Regions from separate parts of the Homo sapiens genome. Here region 2 is linked to region 1. The links are chromatin contacts, found by Hi-C or POLR2A ChIA-PET in ENCODE. All regions are on one chromosome and are shown on one strand. The core of a region is the stretch at or near the end of the contact, and the rest is flanking DNA. Distances in the headings are between cores, read along the strand shown. Region 1 holds the start of VHRT (ventricular heart development associated lncRNA). Region 2 has its middle 37 kb from the start of LINC01404.

The links. A loop is a pair of places that touch in the nucleus more often than their neighbours do. ChIA-PET counts read pairs that join two places held with the same protein, here RNA polymerase II (POLR2A). Pooled maps may share reads with other maps.
Region 2: a map of heart left ventricle shows a loop between it and region 1 (3-fold over the local background). The contact joins the enhancer-like site here to the promoter of VHRT in region 1. A Hi-C loop is called at or near these places in 8 of 168 maps with a recorded cell type or tissue (GM11168, Right ventricle myocardium inferior, cardiac septum and 2 more) and 8 of 50 pooled maps. POLR2A ChIA-PET finds 5 or more read pairs at or near these places in 3 of 52 experiments (Panc1, WTC11 and activated CD4-positive, alpha-beta T cell).

The regions. Positions count from the first base shown.
Region 1 is chr12:110,935,209-110,938,403 of GRCh38, reverse strand. VHRT (ventricular heart development associated lncRNA) reads right to left here and starts at 1,802. Exons shown (of 2, transcript NR_036513.1): 1 at 1,706-1,802; 2 at 956-1,219. RefSeq lists enhancers at 1-457, 1,152-1,845, 1,846-2,539 and a silencer at 945-1,239.
Region 2 is chr12:110,993,490-110,996,969 of GRCh38, reverse strand. No RefSeq gene overlaps it. Among named protein-coding and RNA genes, the nearest start is that of LINC01404, 37 kb to the right of the region's middle. Within about 2 kb of position 1,794, at least 4 of the 41 ENCODE cell types and tissues checked have a DNase peak (open chromatin) inside an H3K27ac peak, as active enhancers do; they include heart left ventricle and heart right ventricle, where a contact is called at or near this core.

The sequences.
Region 1 (3,195 bases), core at 553-3,052:
GACCGCTCGATTTAAAATTGTGTCTTGGCTGTGCACGGTGGCTCACGCTTGTAATCCAGCACTTTGAAAGGCCAAGGCGGGAGGATGGCTTGAGGCTGGGAGTTCAAGACCAGCCTGGGCAACAAAATGAGACATTATTTTAAAAAAGTTTTTTTTAAATACCTGGGCATGGTGGCACACATCTGTGGTCCCAGCTACTCGAAGGCTAAGGTGAGAGGATCGCTTGAGCCCAGGAGTTCCAGGCGGCAGTGAGCTATGATGGTGCCACTGCACTCCAGCCTGGGTGACAGAGAGAGACTCTGTCTCAATAAAGTATATTAAAAAAAAAAAAAAATTAGCCGAGTACCGTGGCTCACGCCTCTAATCCCAGCACTTTGGGAGGCCAAGGCGGGCGGATCACAAGGTCAAGAGACGAGACCGTCCTGGTCAACATGGTGAAACCCCGTCTCTACTAAAAATACAAAAATTAGCTGGGCGTGGCGGCGCGCACCTATAGACCCAGCTACTCGGGAGGCTGAGGCAGGAGAATCACTTGAACCTGGGAGGCAGAGGTTGCAGTGAGCCGAGATCGCACCACTGCACTCCAGCCTGGTGACAGACTGAAACTCCGTCTCAAAAAAAAAAAAAAAAAAAAAAAAATCGTGTTTATCTCTCTCTTTCTTCCTTTTTGTCTCTGTCTCTCTTCCCTCTTACCTTGTTCTATTTTCCTATTTTACTCCATAGAAGGTATCAACTTCTAACCTCCTAGGTCGTTTGCTTATTTATTACGTTTGTCATCTAAGACCTCCTGCCCACCGGCCCCCAGCAGGAAGGACTGCTCCAGGAAGGCAGGAATTGGAATTTGTGTCTGTTTTGTTCCCTGTTGACTCCCAGGGCTTAGAACAAGGCTTGGCACACAGTAGGAGCTCAGTAAATATTTGAGTAGTGAATGAATGAAATCTAAACAAGCAAATGGTTTTCCTTTATGAAGACTTTATTTCATCCTCACTCTTCTGATTTTCAGAAGCAGCAGCACGGATGAGACGGGTCTGGCAGGCTTGGCGGGGGACAGGTGGGAGGAAAGATGTTCCTCGCCCTCTCCAGATTCCGCGCCCTTGGTTCGCCAGCGGGAAGCCGTGGCTGCGCGGAGCCGAGGTAGCACCGCCCCCTGCTGGGCAGTTTGGAGAAATGCAGCGCGGACGCTCAGCGATTGGGCCAGATACATTTCAAACAAGTACACCTGGGAATTTGGAAAGGAACAGGATGGAAAGGTCATCGGGGGTGAGGCAGCCAGATGGATCTGCGGGAGGCCTTTTCAGAAAGGAAGAGGAGCCGAGAAAAAAAATGCAGCCCATTCTCTCAGCTGCAGGACCCGGATTCAAGCAGAGTCCGCGTCTCGCAATGAATGGGTTTCTCCTGTTGAGGCCAAGGCTGACCGTGATGGAAGCCAGGTGCAATTCAAGGCCAACTCCCAGGGATCTCTTTTTGGAATTTCTGGTTTCCCTAGGTTTCCTCGCAGGTTTTGTGGTGAGCATGTATCCTTTTATCAAACCCACCCCACAAAACCAGAATTTCAAAACAAGTTTTTACCCAGCCTTTTTAACAAATGTGCACATGCAGTTTCAGAAAGAGGAAATGTATTAGTGTATTAGTCCATTCTCACACTGCTATAAAGAACTACCTGAGACTGGGTAATTTATGAAGAAAAGAGGTTTTATGGACTCACCGTTCTGCAGGCTTAACCAGCAGTATGACTGGGAGACCTCAGGAAACTTACACTCATGGCGGAAGGCAAAGGGGAAACAAGCACCTTCTTCACATGGTGGCAGGAGAGACAGAGAGAGAAGTGAGGAGAGCTCTATCACGAGAATAGCAAGGGGGAGGGGGAGCTCCGCCCCCATGATACAATCACCTCCCACCAGGCCCTTCCCCCGACAAGTGGGGAATACAATTGGAGATGAAATTTGGGTGGGGACACAGCCAAACCCTATCAATTAGCCAAGTCAAGATTGTTCATTGACTCGACATTTTTACTGTGAATTTACTGTGTGCCAGCCACGGTTCTTGGTGCTGGGGCTACAGCAGCAAAACAGACAGACAAAAACCTCAGCCTTTATGGAGCCGATATTACAGTAAAAGAGACAAGTCCCTAACGCACAAATAAATGAAAATACCTGACTAAAAACTAAGGTAAGTGCCCTGAAAGAGAAAAACAAGGTGTTACCAAAAAAATTTTAAAAAGAGCAGACTTCAATTTTGGGAATCCACACCGAAGACATGAGATTTAATCTGAATTCCTCTCCCAGGAGCCAGGGGCAATCTACGGGGAGAAAGGAATAGCAAGAGAGAAGCTGGAAGTTTCCAGGCTTTCAGTCTTAATTCAGTATCCCCCAGAGAAGAATAACTTGTCCCTTTTAGTAGATGTTTGCTCTGTAGTAAAAGGACAGCATAGGAGTCTAGAATCAGAGTCCTGGGTTCAATTCCTGGCTCTGCCCCCTTCCTTAGTTTCTATTTCCTCTGTCCCTTAGAGTTATTATAAGGATTTAATGAGATAATAGAGATGTAGCTATGGACACAGCAGCTGGCAAATAGTCAATAAGTAGTCATCATTGTTTAAAGGCTCTGAGAAGATCTGCAACTGGGGAACCTGTTGAACTAGACTCTCTTGTTGGCTACAGAAAATTTTTTTTTTTTTTTTAGACAGAGACTCACTCTGTCGCGCAGGCTGGAGTGCAATGGCATCATCTCAGTTCACTGCAACCTCCGCCTCTCAGGTTCAAGAGCTTCTTCTGCCTCAGCCTCCCAAGTAGCTGGGATGACAGGCATGCGCCACCACACCCAGCTAATTTTTGTATTTTTAGTAGAGACAGAGTTTCACCATGTTGGGCAGGCTGGTTTCGAACTCCTGACCTCAAATGATTCGCCCACTTCTGCCTCCCAAAGTGCTGGGATTACAGGCGTGAGCCACCACGCCCAGCCTATAGAACCATTTTGTTGCAGGATATTGTGTGCTGTACCATATATATTGGGGAAATATTACTTCAGTTACTGGGGGTGTGGGTGGAGCAGACATTATTCATTGCCTACCCCAAGTCCATTTGCTGTCTTTTTTCTTGCTAATAGAACTCTGGTTATGTTCAGGATTAGGCCAAAGAACCTTGGATGTCAAAGCAGGTAGGTCAGACTTGGTCTAGATGTGGGCGCCTTACCTTGTTC
Region 2 (3,480 bases), core at 545-3,044, 59 kb before region 1:
GCTACAATTCAAGATGAGATTTGGGTGAGGACACAGACAAACCATATCAAGCCCTAATTTCATTCATTCACTTCTCCATTCATTCATCCATTCCGCACTTACTGAACAATGGCTTTCACACTGAGCAGTGTTTTAAGCACTTTCCTTACAGCAATTCATGTAACTCCCACAGCAACCCTAAATGAGGTAGACGCTATTATAATTTCCCTTTTACATATGGGTGACCTAAGGCCCCGAGAGGGACTGTCACTTGCCTTGGGTAACACAGCTTGTAAATGTTGAAGTCAGGATTCCAACTCAGAGCACCTGGCCACAAAGTCCATGCTCTTAACTTTTTATAGCCAGATGTTTCCTCTCTGCAAATCAGAGGTTATAATAGCACTTTCCTCCTGGGGTTGTTGTGGGGATGAAACTCAGTCTTGCCTTTACACAATTAGCGCAGTGCCTGCTCCTCAGGGAGTTGTTATTTTAAATTTTTTTTTTTTTTTTTTTTGAGACGGAGACTTGCTCTGTTCTCCAGGTTGGGGTGAAGTGATGCGATCTCAACTCACTACAACCTCTACTTCCCAGGCTCAAGCGATCCTCCCACCTCAGCCTCCTGAGTAGGTAGGACTACAGATGCATGCCACCATGCTCGGCTAATTTTTTATTTTTTTTTTAAATGAGGTCTCACTATATTGGCCAGGCTGGGGAGCTGTTATTTTTATTTATTATTTTCTTTTTCTTGCCAGTACACCTCCAGGCCTCTGCACTTGACTCCCCTCTTGGCCTGGCTCTCTTTGGATTGCCTTTGAAGCCTCCAATTCAAGCGTCACCTCTTCTAGGGAGCCTTCCCTGACCTTGCAAAACAGGCTAAGTGTAAGCAGAGCCCCTGAGGTTACCACACTGTTCTACGATGTTCCACCTCCAGCTAATGTAGGAACAGCAGTTGTGCTTTCTTTTTTGTATTTCTGGCTCTTGATATGGTTCTGAACCACTGCGGATGCATGCTCAGAGAACAAGTACTCTTCGTTCAACAAAATGTTCCAGCACTGATGGCGTGTTGGGCTCTGGAGCAACAGAGTGTGAGTTTGTTGAATGGCTAAAGGACCTATTTCCATTTTCTGTGCTCATTTGGCCATCTCACTGTGAGTGCTACTCCCTCATGTACCTGAAAATGCTAAGGTGGCACTTTTTTTTTTTTTTTTTTTTTGAGACAGTGTCTTGCTCTGTCCCTGAGGCTGGGGTGCAATGGCAGGATCTTGGATCATTGCAACCTCTGCCTCCTGGGTTCAAGCAATTCTCCTGCCTCAGCCTCCTAAGTAGCTGGGATTACAGGCACCTGCCCTCACACCTGGCTAATTTTTGTATTTTTAGTAGAGACGGGGTTTCGCCATGTTGGCCAGGCTGGTCTCAAACTCCTGGCCTCAAGTGATCTGCCCGTCTCAGCCTCCCAAAGTACAGGGGTTCCAGACACAAGCCACCGCACCCAGCCTAAGGTGGCACTTTCTGGAAGGTTCCAGGCTCCTCCAAGTAGCAGCCCCCTCCCCAGTTCCAGATACCCAGCGATCTGGCTGTTTTCCCCTCATTCCTCCCTACAAAGCTCCCAGGCTGCCCCTGCACCCAGCCCCTCTCCTGAAATAGTCTCTTGTGGCTTCCCATTTGTCTTCCCAGAGCAGTCTCGTTTCTTTCATGTGCCACGGGACGCACCAACTCTCCAGGCTAAAAATACCCCTGACATTTCTGAAGGCCTGTTAGGGCCAGAGCTGCTCTCCTGAAGAGAATGAGTGTCTCTGCAAATGGAAGCAGGTGGCAGCACAGTCACGGGCGGAGGGCACCTACTGCACTTGTGGCTCAGTCCACCCAGTGGCCAACCGGCCTGCGTCCTTCATGACCCCCTCCTCCACCCTGAGCTCCTGGAGACCAGGAGTTATGAACTGGATTGCATTCTCCTAAAGCTCATATGGTGAAGCCCTAAACCCCAGTGTATTTGCAGACAGGGCCTTTAAGGAGGTAATTAATGTTAAATGGGATCATAAGGCCCGGGGGCTTATCCAACAGGACTGGTGTCCTTAGAAGAGGAAGACAATAGATCTCTCTCACGCTTTTGCTCTCTCTGCACACACAAGGAAGAGGCCATTTAAGGACCCAGCAAGCAGGTGGCTGTCCACAAGCTTGGAAGAGAGAGGCCTCACTAGAAACCAACCCTGATGGTATCCTGATCTTGGACTTTTGGACTCCAGAATTGTGAAAAGATAAATTTCTTTTCTTTTCTTTTCTTTTTTTAAGACCAGCTCTCACCCTATGACCCAGGCTGGAGTGCAGTGACACGATCATGGCTCACCTCAGCTTCAACCTCCCAGGCTCAGGTGATCCTCCCACCTCAGCCTCCTGAGTAGCTGGGACTACGGGCATGTACCACCATACCTGGCTAATTAAAAAAAATTTTTTTTAGAGACGAGGTTTTGCCATGTTGCCCAAGCTGGTCTCAAACTCCTGGGCTCAAGTGATCCTCCCGCCTTGGCCTCCCAAAGTGCTAGGATTACAGGCATCAGCCACTGCACCCGGCCAAGATAAATTTCTGTTCTTTAGGCCACCCAGTTTGTTGTGTTCTGTTATGGCAGCCCTAGCAAACTGATGCACCAGGGATTAGGGCTGGTTCCTCTCCATGTCCTCACACAGCCTGGCACAGAGTAGGTGCTCAGTAAATGTTTGTTGAATGAGGCACAGTAGTTATGAACAGGGATTATGAAACCAGATTGCTTGACTTCCAGTTCTGGCTCTGCCCCTTGCTGGGTGATCTCTCTGTACCTCCATCGTCTCATCTGTGAAGTGGAAGTAATAAAAGCTCCTAGGGTTGTTAGAGGACCACGTAAATATAGGTATTGCTTCTAGAGTAGAGTTTGACAATGGTAAGCACAAGATACGAGTTATTAGTATTCGTATTCTTGTCATCATGTTTATCTCATTGGGAATCTAGCTTTTCTTACTGCTCTGCTGTTTTTGTCTATGGTCTTTATTCTCAGTCACGCGGCAAAATTTTTCCACCCTCATGGTGGGAAGATACCTGCTAGGTACTCAAGCTTGCATCCCATCCCTCAAAAACCCCAGTCTAAAGAGAGCTTGTCGTTTCCTTCCTCAAAGTTCCAGCAAAAATCCTGGATTGGCTTTCTTCAGTCTGTCTTTGAGTCCTGCCCTTTCCTGTACCAAACTCTGGGGCCAGAGAGAGAGCCTGTTCTTATGAGCCAGTCTTAGATGTGTGCCAATCCCAGAACCAATCACTGTAGCCAGAAGGACAACAAGCTCTGATTGGCCAGGTCTGACACCAGTGATTGTGTCTAGGAGGATTAAATGCTCCAATTGGCTAGGCCCGAGTCACATGGGCATCAGGAACCAATCATTATGTCGAGGCAGATAAAATGCTCTGATAGGCCAGGTCTAAGTCATGTGCTCATCCTTGGAGCCAAGGGTTGAGGTGGGCTTCACCCAAACCTTGCACTG